Linked DNA regions of Homo sapiens: region 2 is linked to region 1. The links are chromatin loops, found by intact Hi-C in ENCODE. Cell type or tissue: PC-9. All regions are shown on one strand. Each heading gives the region's core, and the rest is flanking DNA. Links, peaks and the distances in the headings are about the cores only.

Region 1 (8,336 bases), core at 172-8,171:
TGAAGGGTCAGATGCTGTGGGGATGTTTTGTTCTTGTTTTAAATATTCTAGAAGAAATTGGGCTGAACCAGCATCTAAAATACTTCAGTAAAAAATACCGTGGGTGACTGTGTGTCTTCAGAATACCCAGGACCAAGACTGGTGGAGGCCTGAGTAGCACAGAGACCTGGGACTTCCTTCCTTCATGTGAATTGGAGCTGCAGCGTATCGTGGTGATTAGACTCGGGGTTGTAAGGCAGAGCTGCAGCTTCCTTAGCTGCACTGCTTCCTGGTAGTTAAGAAGGTTACTCCACGCCCCAAGCCTTGAAGCCCTGATACACAGATGGGAATTACAGCTATATCTAACTCACCAAGTTGTTGTGAAAAGTAAATGGGATAAGCCAGTGTTTCTCACATTTTGGGTATTTGCATACCACCTTCACACTTTCCTCCTTACCTGTGTACCATCTCTTATTATTTAGTTGATATTTTTTTTAAATTGGCCCTATTTTAAACCTTAGCCTCATTCTAAGCGATAATATCTATGAATTCTCCAGGTAAACATGAAGATATATATATATATCTTCAATATAGATATATAAATATATATATATATCTTCAATATAGATATAAAAATATATATATATATATATATATATTTTTTTTTGAGATGGAGTCTCGCTCTGTTGCCCAAGCTGGAGTGCAATGGTGTGATCTTGGCTCACTGCAACCTCCACCTCCTAGGTTCAAGTGATTCTCCTGCCTCAGCCTCCCAAGTAGCTGGGATTACAGGCACCTGCCACCATGCCTGGCTAATTTTTGTATTTTTAGTAGAGACGGGGTTTCACCATGTTAGCCAGCCAGGCTGGTCTCGAACGCCTGACCTCAGGTGATCCACCCGCCTCAGCCTCCCAAAGTGGCATATATTTTTTCTAATACACAGTAGAATAAGATGTTAGTCTTAGATTGTTAGTCTTAAACTGAGAAAATGACCATCTCACTCATGAAAAGTAATGCAGTGCTACACTTTGGTGAACACTGAGCTGATCTTTACATTCAGGCAGAATCTGGTGTTCGGCAAATATTTGCTATGCTGGCACCTTCGATGCTGGCCGATGCTTTGTCACTTACTTCCTGAGTGTGGGCTGCTCGTTTATCTCCAGCTCTTCTGTCTTGCTTAGGAGCATCTTGCCAGTGGAGCGATGGCCGTCTCCCACCGACTCTGCAGTTGCTCATGGACCTGGCTCTTCCATGCCCATGCAAAGGCCTTCTTCTTGAAGCTCTTGTCATCCATCTCTACTTCCTTCTCCCCTCCCAGTGGCCATCTTTCATAGCCTCCTGGTCATTTCCTTTCTTCCCTGAAAGCTTTCGCACCTGCCTCTTGGCTTTGCTCTCCACTCTAGGCTTATCCATAAACCTTGATGACTTCAATGACATCCAACATCTTGTCTCAAAGGTCCTTGACCTCTTCACCTCCAATAACTATCTTCCCCACGACCTCTTCAGCAAACCTGGCACAGCCACATCCTATGGAGCATGCCACCTGCTAGAACTACACAATCTCAGAAATCTTTCCATCTCAGACTTCACCCTCTTTCCCTCCAACTCCTTGTGGCCTTATTCCCATGTTTGGTTCTTTAAACTCATTAGAACTCAAATTCCTTGATGCTCGCTTTTCTCACAGGTCTGCATCGACCTTCACTGCCCAGTCTAGGCCCCATGAGGCATTGCTTAGCAACTTGGAAGTTCCTGGCCATTTTCAGATTCCACCACACCCACCTGCAAAGCCCCAATCTTGGAGCAATTAACCTACCTGCAGGCCAGTCCTATTCCTGGGACTGCAGTGGGGCGTGTGTGGGCTGAGCACTGTTGAAGAAAATCTACTCATCTTTTTCTCAGAAGTTTGTTTTGTTCTTATTTCCCTATTTGTGGTACTGTTTCTGTTAGATAAGTGTTCTGAAAATGATAAAATGCTAAAAAAAAAAAAAGTAAAGTATTTGTATCTTTATCATAAAGACCTGACCTCTCCCATGGAGGGGTTTACAGTCAATTGATTAATTGTGAGAACCATGCCCCTGTAATCATTTGGATTTTACACTTCTGTTTGGAAGGCCCTTCCCCTTCTAACTCAACTTTCAAGACTGTCCAAAATCAGTTCTTACAGGAAATCTTGTCTGTGACCCAGACTTGGTTAGGTGGTTCCTCTCCAGCTATGCTTTCATAGCACTTATCACAGGACTTTGCAATGAGCTACTTATGTAGCTGTCTCCCCTATTTGACTGTGATGTGGGTTTTTGAAAGGAAGGACTTTGTCCTACTCTTCTTGGTTCCTCCACCTCTCACCCCAGAGCAGATTCACAATAGTTGCTTGTTAAACAAAACTAAAATGACCTAAAGCCAGAAGGAGAACTTCAGCATCTTTTGGAGAAGAAAAAAAAATTTCTTGCATTAAAATTATGCTAAGCTGCAATAGACAATTAATATTTTGTCTATTTAGATCTCCAACTATGTGTTATGGAAGTTAATCACAGGATCACTTCCTCTTGGCCACTGTTGATTGGCTTCAGTTGGGCCAATCAGAGTGTTCCCTGGGATCTTTTGAACTGGAATTAGAGTACAAGACATAGTTCCTCCTTGTTGGTGAAGCTGTGAAATGTGAGGCAGGGGGGCTGCTGAGAGCCATGTTCACCTCCATTTAGAAGAAGCCAGTGTGCAATGAGAGTGATGTACACAGGACCAGAAGTGGATTCCTGCTTCCCGCTGTTCCAGGTGCCTAGGCTGCCAGTCTGTGAGAGATACAGACAGTCCTCTCATCAAATTACTCTTGGTCCTAAGGTAGATAGAGCTGAGTTACTGTCGTTTACAGTTAAAAGGAGCCTGACCTATTCATGTGCTCATCCTTTGCTATTGATTTTTACTTCTCTTAGGACAACTAAACCAACTTAAAATAAAAAATGGTCAAGAGATATGGACTGATGGTTGACCTGATAATTTAATGACCCTTATTTTTTTCTGATTATTTTGTTAGGGTATAATTTACCCAGAGTAAAATTCTCCCTTTTTAGTGTATGGTTCTGCAAGTCTTGAGAAAAGCATAGTCTTGGAACCATTATCACAGTCAAGATAAAGAACAATTCTTTCACCCCAGAATTTCTCTGTTCTCCTTTGGTGTTTAATCTTTGCCCCAATCCCAGCTTCTGGCAACCAGTGATCTGTTTTCTGTCCTTATAGTTCTGCCTTTGCACAAATGTCATGTATGTGGAATCCTACAGTATGTAGGAATTAACACAACACATGTACGATTCATCTGTGTCATTGAGTGTATCAGTAGTTCAGTCCGTTATCTTGCGGTTTTGTATTCCGTTGTACAATGCACCACAGTTTCTTAATCTATTCCCCAGTTGTAGGACATGCGAATTGTTTCCAGAGGGTTTTTCTCAGTGTCTGCTTCAATCTTAGCTTCAGGTATTATTGCACCTGCACCTCTGAGAGGCTGTCTCTCCTAGCAATGCTCCTGCCCCTGTCCTAGCAATAGATGGTGTCCCTTGTTACCTGACACTTGTTGACCCAGTCACAGTGTGTGGGTGGGAGAAGGAGCGTTCTTTGTTCTGATTCAACCTGTCAGGCAGGCACCATGCCGGTGTCTCAAGAATGAGGCCTTCTAAATGACTCTGCACTGCCCCCAGCTGTAGGAGACTTTTACTAGTTTGAGCCTCTTTCTCAGGGGTGGAGATTTTTTTCTGTTCTTTTCCTCCAGCTGCAGTGGGTGCTCTAAAGGCAGCGGAGTCCGCTGCCCTTCTCTTAGCAACTTATCATCATTCCACAGGGAGGAAGGACCTCTTACTGTTCCTGCAGCAGCTGCTGCTGTTCCCTTGCCCAAGGGCTGCACCACGAAAGACGCTTTCTCAGGACTCTTGCTCTGCTCCAAATCTTTCTTATGAGTGCTTGGTGAGATCAGGGAAGAAAAGCCTGCTAGTATGTACAAATTCCCTCGTGTCTCAGTCTCTTTGGGTTGCTATAACAAAATACCATAAACTGCGTGACTTATAAACAACAGAAATTTATTTCTCACAGTTCTGAAGGCTGGTAAGTCCAAGATCAAGGTGCTGGCAGATTCATTGTCTGGTGAAGGCTGGCTTTCCTCAGAGATGGCTGCCTTCTCACTGGGTTCTTATGTGGCAGAAGGGGAAGCCAGCTCTCTCTGGGGTTCCTTTAATAAGGGCACTAGTCACATTTATGGAGGCTCTGCCCTCATCATGACCTAAGCACCTCCCCAAAGCCCCACCTCCAAATACCATCACCTTAGGGGTTAGAGTTTCTTTTTTTTTTTTTTTTTTTTTTTGAGATGGAGTCTCGCTCTGTCACCCAGGCTGGAGTGCAGTGGCACAATCTCTGCTCTCTGCAAGCTCCGCCTCCCAGGTCACGCCATTCTCCTGCCTCAGCCTCCTCAGTAGCTGGGACTACAGGTGCCCACACCATGCCCGGCTAATTTTTGTGTGTGTGTGTTTTTAGTAGAGATGGGGTTTCACCGTGTTAGCCAGGATGGTCTCGATCTCATGACCTCGTGATCCACCCGCCTCACACTCCCAAAGTGCTGGGATTACAGGCGTGAGCCACCGTGCCCGGCTGGGGTTAGAGTTTCAACACAGCACCTGCGTCTGTGGCACCCAGGGGCTCCATATTTTCACACTAACCTCACTTAGGCTTTAGCAAGTCATTAAAAATTTTAGGTGAACTCTTCTCACTGACTAGTATGGCATCTGGTGACATCTGTTCTAGGTAAGCAAGTGCTGATGTCCCCTCTTTCCTTACAGGTACTTGTCTTTCTTTAGATTTTGAGTTGTTTACCCTGTGGCTTCAGCTCTCCTATAGGTTCAAGAAAAGTTGTGAATTTGCACAATGGTCAGTTTTTTCTCATCGTAAGGGTGGAAATGATGTTTCCCCAGCTTTCTACATCTTAAGCAGAAACCAGAGCCCATCCTCACTTTTAAACAGAAGGTGGGAGGACAGAGCCCCAGTGGTGAAGGGAGAGTCATTGGCTTAAAGCTGGGGGAGGGGACTCCCAAGGGCCAGCTCCAGCCCTGGCTATATTCCAGTTGAGCCACAGGTGTTTGAACAAAAACTTGAGTTGGCTTCAAACATTTTAAAATCTGAAATTTTCTCATTTAAAAAATCTGGATTTTTGCTTTCTCTTGGAAAAACTTCCTGCTGTGATCATCACCAGGATACTTTTTTGGTGTGGGGCACATTCTCCTTTCCCTGTCATCCCCACCCCCCCACGGAACACTCACCTGCTTCACCCATTTTCCTAACCTGCCTGGTCCCTGTGGGCAGGGATGGGGCTGAACCAGTGTGCTCTGGTAAAGTTCTACCAGTGGTGGAGATGTCAAAATAGTCCCATGCCTGTGAGTAAACAGCCAGCTCCCTGAGCCCTGGGAGAACCCATCCATCAGCTAGACTGGCACCTTCCCTAGGACCTTCATTCCCAAAGGGGTAAAGTTAGCAAACCCAGTGGCTGTGGTGCAAAGCTGTGGCCGGCACCTGTGCTGACTGCTGTCCTGGCCCATGCTAGCATAGGATGCCTACTGACAGGATGACACTCAAAACACTGAAGTTTGCAACTCCCGACTTAAAGTACCACACACAAGCTCCTTGCTCTCAGAAGGTGGAAGCAGGTAGAGTGATGCTGTTTAAGGTGATATTTTCAAACCTTTCAAGCCTAGTAGTAGAAATCAGTGTAAGCGGTGAAAATGTGCTTTGGATATTGGTTCTAGGAGAGTAAAGAAGAGACCAAAAACAAATAGGAAGTGAGAAATTAAAGAATACATCGAAGAGAAGCTTAAGCTACAGGAAAATCAAGAAACAGGGCTGATACATGTCGGAGATAAACGAAAAATGGCTATACCTCAGGGTAGCCCATTATCAGGGATTTTTTGGCCTCTTTCTACTTTAAAATGATACATAATTACAATAAAGTAACTGTTTTGTAATTAAATACCAAAATAATTAAATTTGAAATTAAACATGATAACATCAAGTTGTTCTGACAGGATTAATTTGTGTCTTAATCTGATAAATCACTTTCATTATTATTAGGATTAAGTTTTAGAGGGAAGAAATTGCAAAAGGAATAGTTCCCGCATTCCACAGAGAAAGACTGACAGGGCTTTGATTCCTCTCACACAGAGCTCTCTCAAAGGTCAAGTGCTGGAGGCTGATTTTTAAGGCACAATTGGAAGAACAAGAGAAGATATTCTTGAAAGGACTGTTTTTCTGATATTCATACCTCAACTATTTTGTGCTTGGATTTTGAAAAGTAACCAAAGTTTCCTCACAAGTTTCTGATCGAATAAATAAATTAATCAGAAGCCAAAAAAAGTAGCCAAATTAATAGTTTCCCATCAAACAACAAACATTTAGTGTCTGTTTTGTGCTAAGTAATACGCTAGAAAATGCAAGCGCATGGGAAGACATGTAAAATACAGTCTCTTCTTTCCAAATGCAAGGCTTTCTTCTCTTGCTGTAAAGAAAAATAATGTATGCATATAGAAAATAAGATGGCAATCCGAAATTCAATAATAATAGAAGGTGCCTATTTGGTAAGACCACAGTACCCAGATATTTTGTTAAACTGTATTTGTTATTCGATATGTTCTGTGAAGGTATTTTTTTTAGAAGAGATTAACATTTAAATCAGTAGACTTTGAATGAAGCAGGTTACCCTCCATAATGTGAGTGGGCCTCATCCAATCAGTTGAAGACCTTAATAGAAAAAGACTAGCCTCCCATCAGAAGGGGAATTCTGCCAGCAGACCACCTTTGGACTTGAACTGCAACTCTTCCCTGGGTCTCCAGCCTGCTGGCCTACCCTGCAGATTTTGGACTTGCCAATCCTCCACTATCACACGAGCCAATTCCTTAAAATAAATCTCTCTCTATATATATATATACACACATCCTGTTGGTTCTGTTTCTCTGGAGAACCCTGACTAATTCAGCACCAAAGTAAGAGATGCCTCAGGGAAGCTCACTCTGTCTTTGGCAGGCTCTATTGTTATAGCAGCAAAGTGCTACAGGTTGGATGAGCCCACGGTGCCCTGATAAAACTGCATTTATAGAAACAGACAGCCCGCCCGTGGGCCACAGTTGGCCAATATGTTTTTTTAAAACTATTGCACAAAAATGTTATTTATCTTGACTACTGAGTTTCTTGGTGTCCCCTTCCATTTTTCACTCCAGATGATGCCTCTCTTGCCCCAACACAGTCCCCACCTGGCTCCTCAAGCAACGTGATCTGAATGGTGTCCATGGGGATAGAGTTCAACTAGCAGGACCAGAAAGCAGCATGGACATGCTGGAAAGATGGCCCTACCATTCTGTACAACCTTGAATAGCTCTTAAACTTCATTGGGCCTTGTTTCTTCTTCTAAAACTAAGTGTTGTAAAAAAAAAATATGAATATAGCAAGTCTTCACACAGGTAGCATCCTGGGTGGAGTGATCTCCATGAAAAGGCCCAGTGAATCCCTGAGATGCTGGGTCGCTGCGCAGTTTCCCAAGGTTCTGGCCATGATCCCTGCTCCAGCCAGCCCAAGGAGAAAGCCTGGGTGGCCTAAGAGGAAGTGCCATCCCTGGTAGGGTGGGCTGAGGGGCCCTGGGAGTGCCTGCCTCTTGGGCTGGATGAAAGTGGACACCTGCCTTCAAGCATGTGTCTCAGTCCACAAGTTATAGGAGAAAGAAGGAGAGGAGAAAGCAGAGGTAGAAAACAAAAGAATCACTCACCCTACAGACTGCCTGCCAAGTTCCTCTGCTGCCTGGAAAGCCCAAGGAGAATTCAGAGATCCCATTAGGTTGGAGCACAGGGCAGGACTGCTTAGGGCAAGATGCTGGTCAGGCTCTCTGAGTTCCCAGGCTCTCAATTTAGGGATTGTTTACTACCCTGCTGGCCTCTCTTTGTATTAGCCACTGCAGCCTTTGAATAAAAGGCATGATGGAGTTGCCAGCCAGAAGTCATTGTGGCCTTTTCTCAGGATCTCAGAGGGCACCCTTTGTCCAGCAAGGTGGCTGCATAGTGGATGATACTTGAAGGGTGTGGCAAGATTTACAGGGACTATGGGAGACTGGCACTGACTCATTGGTTTAGAAAGGACTTGCTAGGCTGGGCAGGCCAAGGTGGGAGGATCCCTTGAGCCCAGAAGTTCAAGACCAGTCTGGGCAATGTGGTGAACTCCATCTCTACTAAAAATACAAAAAATTAGCAGGTGTGGTGGCATGCGCCTATAGTCCCAGCTACTCAGGACACTGAGGTGGGAGGATCACTTGAGCCTGGGAGGTTGAACCATGATTGCACCACTGCTC
Region 2 (8,336 bases), core at 326-8,325, 240 kb after region 1:
TGGGGATTTGGCAAAATTGAGCAAAATTACATATGTGCTAACCTTTCACCCAGCAATCTCGTTTCTAGGAATCTACCTTGAAAATACATCTCAGGCAGGGCGCGGTGGCTCAACCCTGTAATCCCAGCACTTTGGGAGGCCGAGGCGGGTGGATCATGACGTCAGGAGATCGAGACCACCCTGGCTAACACGGTGAAACCCCGTCTCTACTAAAAATACAAAAAATTAGCCGGGCGTCGTGGCGGGTGCCTGTAGTCCCAGCTACTCGGGAGGCTGAGTTAGGAGAATGGCGTGAACCCGGGAGGCGGAGCTTGCAGTGAGCCGAGATTGCGCCACTGCACTCCAGCCTGGGCAACAGAGCAAGACTCCGTCTCAAAAAAAAAAAAAGAAAAAAGAAAAGAAAATACATCTCTACAAATAATCAGTAACATTTGCACAAGGTTATGTAACACAACATTGTTTGCAGTAGCAAAAGATTAGAAATAATCTAAACATCCACCAACAAGAGAGGCTGTAAATAAACTGCAGTACATACATGAATTGGCGACCAGGCATCATAAAACACAGAAAAAAAAAAATGTCTGTGAATTGAAACAATCTCCAGAATATATTTTTAGATTTAAAAAGTTAGTATAGTATGCTATATTTTGTGTGTAAGGGGGAAAAAGGAGGAATAAGAATATATTTAGGTATTCGCCTATATTTGCAAAAAGAAGCAATAAAAATAATTACCTATAGGAGGTGGGGGGAATGAAGTGAAGGGAGAGGGTTAGGAGTGAAACTTCTGTGGGTTTGGTTACCTTTTCGTGTATTTTTTAACTTTGGGACCACATAAATGTTTTATATATTTAAAAAATTCAAATAAAAAAGACAAAAGTAAAATCCTAAAATGGAAAACAATTGGGACCAATGAGCTTAACTTTATTTCAAATGTGGCAACCACAGCTATACAAAGAACAGAATTATTTCAGTACTTTAATTATACACTCATAATGGATTTGATCTAAGGATAAATGAATAGAAGGAAATCTTAAATTTCAGTCAGTAATTTATTATTTATATAGTATTATAATTCTGAACTAGGAGAAAACAAGTGTACAATTCTGAATTAGGAGGAAAGAAACACTATATTATTACAAACCAAAACTTTCAGTGTAACAGAAAAGAGAGGCAAAAACAACTATTAAGTCAAAGAACTTAAAATAAAACACTGTAAGGTTAAATTTGCATTGAGAAATTCACATTAAATAACCTTTTAAAAGTGTATTTGTCATTCCTGGATCTGTTCACTGAAAGGGCTTTGAAGCAATGATACCCTTGTGTCAATTAACATACCTTGCCCCTTGATCTTGGCATCGAAATATCATTTCTCACCAGTAAGGAGAATGTCCTTATTAGGAAATGCATGTTGAAATATTTAGCAATGAAATGGCATGAGTCTACAGTTTATTTTCAAATGGCTCAGCTGTGTGTGTGTATCTGTGTATGTCTGTATGTGGGTGGGTGGGTAGGTGGTAAGGATCTAATTATTACACCAAGCAATCCCTTTTCCTGCACCTGGCATAACCTCCTGTAGAATGAGCTCAAGCTTCCCACACTCGCTTGATGACATGGCCTCCATTCTGAAGATGAAACAAAACTTGGAGGAGCACTCATGTAAAGATCTAAATTACTAAAATGCCTGTGCCTGAGACTCAGAGATCCTAAAAATAGACAGTGCCATGTGTGCTCTAATTTTCTGCTTAAAGTGACTTAAATCCTTTCAATTCAGACATTTTCAATAGAATATATGGTACTTCAACCTTATAAGTCAAATGCATTTGTTGAAATAACATTTCTCAGTAGTTTTTTCAGTTTCCGTGGCTGCAATGGGTGGAGAACTTTCATTAGCAGTTATTGGCTTTGGTGTGGCAATGGATGTTGCACAAAGGCCTTTGCTTGGGAGTTGGGAAACACAGGTTCTCATTGGGCTCTATAACTAACTTGCTATGTAGCTTTGTATAAGTCATATCACCTTTTGGGATCTTGGTCTTTCAACTGCCGAATATAGGTATTGGATTTTTCTTCTACTGTAAACAGTGATTTGGAATTTTCTCCAAGTAGAGTGATATGTCTACCATAACAGGGGTAACAAGAAAGAAACAAGAGTGAGAGTTTATTACAGCATGAAGTGGCACCAGGAATAGGAAAGGAACCCCCAATCCAGATAATTTTTTGATATCAATCTTGTGTCAAATTCTTTAAACATATGACAATGAATAAGAGCAACAAATGAATCCTCAACTATAAGAACAATATTTTGGTATATAATTTTATGTATAATTATCCTTAGTTCCAATAATTATTTTCTTTTTCTATCTAGAAGGAAAAGGATGGATTCTGAGTGGTTCCAGCTAGCCATAGCTCCCTATAGCTGCAATTCATGTGGCAGCCTGCGTGTATGCTAGCGTTGGCTGAGGATTTTTAATGCACTTCAGATTTTGGTTTAATATGCTTGCAAATAACTTACCATGGAAGTCCCCTTGAAACACATTAAATTCTCTGTTTACTCGCATGACTGGGGAATTAGACAATCAACCATGACAATCTATCAAAAGTATTAGAATACAAAAAGCACTAAGCATGAAATCTTATTGAAAACCATTTCATTCTCTTAATTATTCATTAGGTTCCTCAGACTCTGAGAGACCTTCAAGGTCATTATTATGAATATTAATTATCACTGTAATGTGGCAATGGAAAAATGCATTTTAAAAGAGTTCTGTTCAGTAGAATACTGCTAGTAAAAGAATTCACCATTTTATTTGGGAGTGTGTGCTCTTCTGCTTTTTTGCTACATGGTGAGAAAATAGGAACATTAGAAATGAAACTTCCAGAATCTTTTTAGTGCATGGGATGGGTTCCAGTTTGCATGATTCCTGTGCAAAGGCCTGGGAGGAAGGAGTACCTGCTGACTGGGGTCAGGGAGGAGTGGAATGAAGTAGTGCCAGGCAAAGATGGCAAGTTCTCCACTGGCCAGGGTTGATGCTTTGCCCTGCTAGCCAGTTGTTTTTAAAAAAATTCAGCCAATATCCACCAGATGCCTTCTCTTCACCATGCTTTTTGTTGGTTTAGAAACAACAGAATGGACTTGGTTGAGTGGTGCAGCTTCAAGTAAACTCTTTCCACATTATAAGCTGGGGGTATATTTTTTAACCTTTTCTTCCCTGTTCCCTCAAAGCACACAACCAGCAATGAGAGGTCTTGTGAAATTGAAACCCATTAAATATAAAGACATCTAATGACTGATGTGTTTAAATATCAATCCTTCAAGTAAAGCTTTGTAGAGTGGTTCATTTTGGAATGATTGTCCAGAACACTGTTTTCAGACCTACTCTGTGTCCTCTTCCTTTACCACCCCACTTTCACCCTAACATACATCTTCTGCAACCCCGACTCTCAGGACTAGGCTTGCTTAGGCTAGCGACACTCCAGTGAGTTCAGCTGGTTGTGCTAAGACAAAATAATGCTGGAGACATTCTCTGAATGAACTGGGGTGCCATCCAAACAGGCTCATATCTGAAAGTATACTATTGTGCCAGGTCCTACTTTCTAAAAAGGCAGAATTGTCTACATTTTCTTTTTCTTTCTTTCTTTTTTTTTTTTTTCTGAGATGGAGTCTTACTCTGTCGCCAGGCTGGAGTGCTGTGGTGCGATCTCAGCTCACTGCAACCTCCGACTCCCTGGTTCAAGGGATTCTCCTGCCTCAGCCTCCTGAGTAGCTGGGATTACAGAGCTGGGATTACAGGCATGCACCACCACGCCCAGCTAATTTTTGTATTTTAGTAGAGACGGAGTTTCACTATGTTGGCCAGGATGGTCTCAATCTCCTGACCTCGTGATCCGCCCACCTCGGCCTCCCAGAGTGCTGGGATTACAGGCGTGAGCCACTGCACCCAGCCAGAATTGTCTGTATTTTCATCACAAATTGATTCTTCAACTTATTTTAGTTGTGTGGCATTTGGATCTATGTCTTAAACATTAGTGCTAGAAATGCACTGTAAACACCTAGCAAGGGTGTGGACGGGAGCCCTCTAGATCTAGTGAGGGCAAACTGGCTGAGTCATCTGATCTCTGGGCTGGCTGCACTGCGATGACTTAAAATGTGAAATTCTTTGACGCCCCTTTCAAAAGATGAAGGCTAATTCCTCTCCCCTGGAATGTGGGCTGGACCTAGTGATGTGCTTCTAACAACTAGAACAACACAGAAATGATGGTGTGTGACTTTGGAGAGTAGGTGATTCCCAGGTATTACAGCTTCCTGCTTGCTCGCTCTCTCTCTCTGAGCCCTCCCTCTGCAGGAAGCCCATGCCATGTCCTGAGGACGGGTGAGCAGCCTGGTGGAGAGATCTATCTGGTGGGGAACTGAGACTGCCTGCAGTCATGTGAGGGAGCCACCTTAGAGGCAGACCCTCCAGCCTGAGTCAAGCCTTCAGATGACTGCAGGTGACATCTTGACCACAACCTCAGGATCAATTCTGAGCCAGAACCACTCAGCTAAGCCACTCCCACATTCCTGTCAGAAACTGAGTGACATAATGACTCTGTGGTTTTTAGGCTGCTATATCTGGGAGCAATATGTTCAACAGGAGTGGTACCTACCTTGAGTATTAATAATTGTTGAGAGTCACCTTTCTCACCCCTTCACTTGATGGCGCTGTGGTGCAACTGCAAACTCCTGTGGCAACGACTTGTCTCGCTGTACAGCAGGTGTGTAACTTCCTACCCAGTGAGTGCTGGGAATCAGGCCCTTGACCACCGTTTCACAAACCTCTAGCTGCTCTCTGGCTACTTGTGAGTTAAAGTATTTTTACCCTTTAAAAAATACTTACTAAACATTTCATTTTTCACAAATAGGTAGAAAAAAGATTTGTCACAATATCCCATCTATATCCCATTGAGCAGACTGAATAGCCAACATTATATGCATTTATTGCTTGATTCTGAAGACTAAAAATCCCAGTGAAATGACACATGCTTTAATAGGGGTAATTATAATACAAAATTTCCAATTTGTATTATTTTTATTAACACCATAAAAACATCTCAAAAAAGCTTCTCTTCTTAACTTTTTGTAAATTGTGATCAAGAGGATTAATATAAATTGCATAATTTCAACAAAAATATCTATTTCTTACTTGTGAAAATTATTCATCTCTTCAATTGTAATGCAAGTTCGAAGGTTATCCTTACAAATGAGCAGTTTATAGCCTGGTTAGTCAATGACCATTTATACATTTCTGTCTGGAGAAGGCAGATTTTCAGGAGGAATAATGTAGAGTTTAGGTTTTCACAAGATGATCTCATTAAGAATTTTTAACTTATAGTTCAATTAAACGACGTATCTCAATTTAATCTGCTTGTATTTGAAGATAAATATGCACATTTCCTTTATGCTTTATGAAGGAAACAATTTTTAAAACTCGATGGAATTCTGCTTTGGATATTTTTATGATTACTCATTCATTGCTGCCCATTATATTCTTATACTGTATTCAGAACAGGTAGTAAATCCCACTAGTTCTAAAAGGGAAAATGACAACTTTCTGATTTATCCTCCAACAATGGTTACTTTTTGCCTCATAATTTGTTTTCTTTAAGACAAAAGATAAAAAGCAAGATTTGAGAGAGGTTCCTGGATCAACTGGCTCAATCTGCTTAGTTCTACAAAGTGGAGTTTCTGGGCATCATTCTTCATTTCTGTACACAAAGTGCTGTGAAGCTCAAGAAGAAATAGCTCTGCACAGGAACGATGTGCACTGCCCTACTGCTTCTTTATCTAGTAGGTGAAAAAAAAAAATGCCCTGACGCTGTCTCTTGGGCTGTTTTATTCTTCTTCTAAATTTTGGTCCTAATTCTCCGTGATGCTATTGTTTTTAATTGGGGCGTTTGTTTGTTTGTTTGTTTGTTTGTTTTGAGATGGAGTCTCGCTCTGTTGCCCAGGCTGGAGTGCAGTGGCGCCATCTCGGCTCATTTGCAGCCTCCGCTTCCCAGGTTCAAGTGATCCTCTTGCCTCAATCTCCCGAGTGGCTGGGATTACAGGCATGCGCCCCCAAGCCCAGCTAATTTTTGTATTTTTAGTAGAGACCGGGTTTCACCATGTTGGCCAGGCTGGTCTTGAACTCCTGACCTCAGGTGATCTGCCCACCTTGGCCTCCCAAAGTGCTGGAATTACAGGTGTGAGCCACCGCACCCAGCTTTTTGTTTGTTTTTTTGAGACAGGGTCTCACTCTGTCACCCAGGCTGGAGTGCAGTGGTGCAAACACAGCTCACTTCAGCTTCCACCTCCCAGGCTCAATTGATCCTCCCACCACAGCCTTCCTGCTAGCGGGGACTGCAGGCATGCACCACCACGTCTGCCTGGCTAACTTTTATTTATTTATTTGTGGAGACAGAGTCTCATCATTTTGCCCAGGCTGGTTTTGAATTCCAGGGCTCAAGGATCCACTCGCCTTGGCCTCCCAAAGTGCTGGGATTATAGGCCTGAGCCACTGCACCAGGCTAAATGGGGCCTTTTTAGTGGTGACAGAGACCAGGTGTTTTTCAGTTTTTGAGACTCCCAATATATTTTAAAAAATAAAGAAATATCAATTCAGGTTTACAACAAATTTAAATGCTAGATACTTTCAACATCCACATTTAACAAAGAACGTCTATTAAACACAAAAATATATGACAATATATTGTACAAATTACAAGATAAAGGATTTGTGAGAAATATTAAATTCATTGTGTATAATTATTACTACTGTGGTCTGTTAATGAGACACAAGTTTAAAGTTGTTTTGAAGGATGTCTTCTTTCAATCCTCTCTGTATAGCTCTGTAACTACTTCTGTACCCTCAGAGATGGTGTTTCAACTTAAAACTTGTGAATGTGAAATATGAGCCAAAAGACTCTCTCGGCCCTGAAATGACCTTTGTAGCAGATGCTGCCAGAGGCCCCCTGTTATCCTCCCTGGACTCTCCAGCTAACCTGATGTCAACTGCCAGTGTGTGCATCTCCTTACCTGAGGGCTGTTCTGGTGGCAGGAGTCCTTGCTACTCACAGAAATGGCCACCAGAAGTGCCAGAAAAATTAACCTCCCTTGGCCAGCAGTCCTCAACCAGCTCCCTCACTGACACTGATGTGCAGGTGTCTCCTATGCTGGTTGCTGGAGTCAACCACAGCAGCAGCCTTCTTGACAACATACCCTTCACTGGCTGCCTTCCTTTCCATCTCTCTTCTTCACTCCCCTACCTATGTCTCCTAGGCTCTCCCTTCAAATAAACAGCTTGCACTTGAATCTTTGTTTCAGGGTCTGCTTCCGGGGAAACCTACACTAGGACAACTCTGTTTTTTGGGTTTTTTTTGTTTTTTTTTGTTTTTTTTACTTGTTTGTTAAGGATTCACCATATAAGAATTCACCATATAAAAATGCTAACGTCTGACACATTGGACCACTCAAAGAGAAGATATCAGAGCTGGGCCGGGCATGGTGGCTACGCCTGTAATCCCAGCACTTTGGGAGGCCTAGGCGGGTGGATCATGAGGTCAGGCTATCGAGACCATCCTGGCCAACAAGGTGAAACCCCATCTTTACTAAAATACAAAAAAATTAGCTGGGCATGGTGGGTGCGCGTCTGTAGTCCCAGCTACTTGGGAGGCTAAGGCAGGAGAATTGCTTGAACCCAGAAGGCGGAGGTTGCAGTGAGCCAAGATCTCACCACTGCACTCCAGTCTGGTAAAAGAGCGAGACTCCGTCTCAGAAAAAAAAAAAAAAAAGATCAGAGCTTACCAGATTATACGAACTAAAGAAACCAAAACTATAATGTCAGATTAAGTCAAAGACCTTTAAAACATTACCATTGTCTATTTCATCACATAGATAAAGGACTATATTTACTTTATAAAAGTCACAATTCATCTTCAGCCATGAACTTGTGTTTACTAGAGAATACTTGAATAGCAGTCAGTGTAACATCTATAGGTTATATGGCCAGATGGAGGGATTTTTGTTTAAGTCTAGGATACATGAACGAGGACTTGAAGTGTTGTTCATGGTGACCCAGAGTTCAGACGATTAGCATTTGACATCACAGAGGGTTCTGGTACTCAAATTTAGCTCTGAATGTTTTGCAGTCTGTGCTTGAAGAGATGGATTCCGGCTATGAGTGTCCTAAATGATGTGTAGGCTGTTACATGTGGGCTCAGTATCCTTGTTCTTTTGCATTAGGACCAAAGAAGATCATGCTGCTGCACATATTCCCAAGAAAGACATAACTGGCAGTAACATTGCATTTGAGGCCCTTTTGCAT

Evidence for each region. Peaks named below come from ENCODE experiments on the same cell type or tissue, not always from the same donor. Only the 100,000 strongest peaks of a DNase experiment are listed, where the experiment ranks them.
Region 2: it touches region 1 in a loop (3-fold over the local background); 4 of 110 quality-filtered maps call a loop at or near these places.

What each region holds. Positions count from the first base shown.
Region 1 is chr3:43,874,686-43,883,021 of GRCh38, reverse strand. The region is part of intron 1 of LOC107986081 (a long non-coding RNA gene); the gene reads left to right. Among named protein-coding and RNA genes, the nearest start is that of ABHD5, 190 kb to the right of the region's middle. In PC-9, for the core only: a CTCF peak has its summit at 3,658 (motif pointing left); DNase peaks (open chromatin) are centred at 3,591 and 8,081; H3K27ac peaks cover 1,211 bases.
Region 2 is chr3:43,635,088-43,643,423 of GRCh38, reverse strand. It overlaps a transcript of ANO10 not described here. Among named protein-coding and RNA genes, the nearest start is that of ANO10, 17 kb to the right of the region's middle. In PC-9, for the core only: a CTCF peak has its summit at 4,694; DNase peaks (open chromatin) are centred at 4,173 and 4,563; H3K4me3 peaks cover 694 bases; H3K27ac peaks cover 2,097 bases.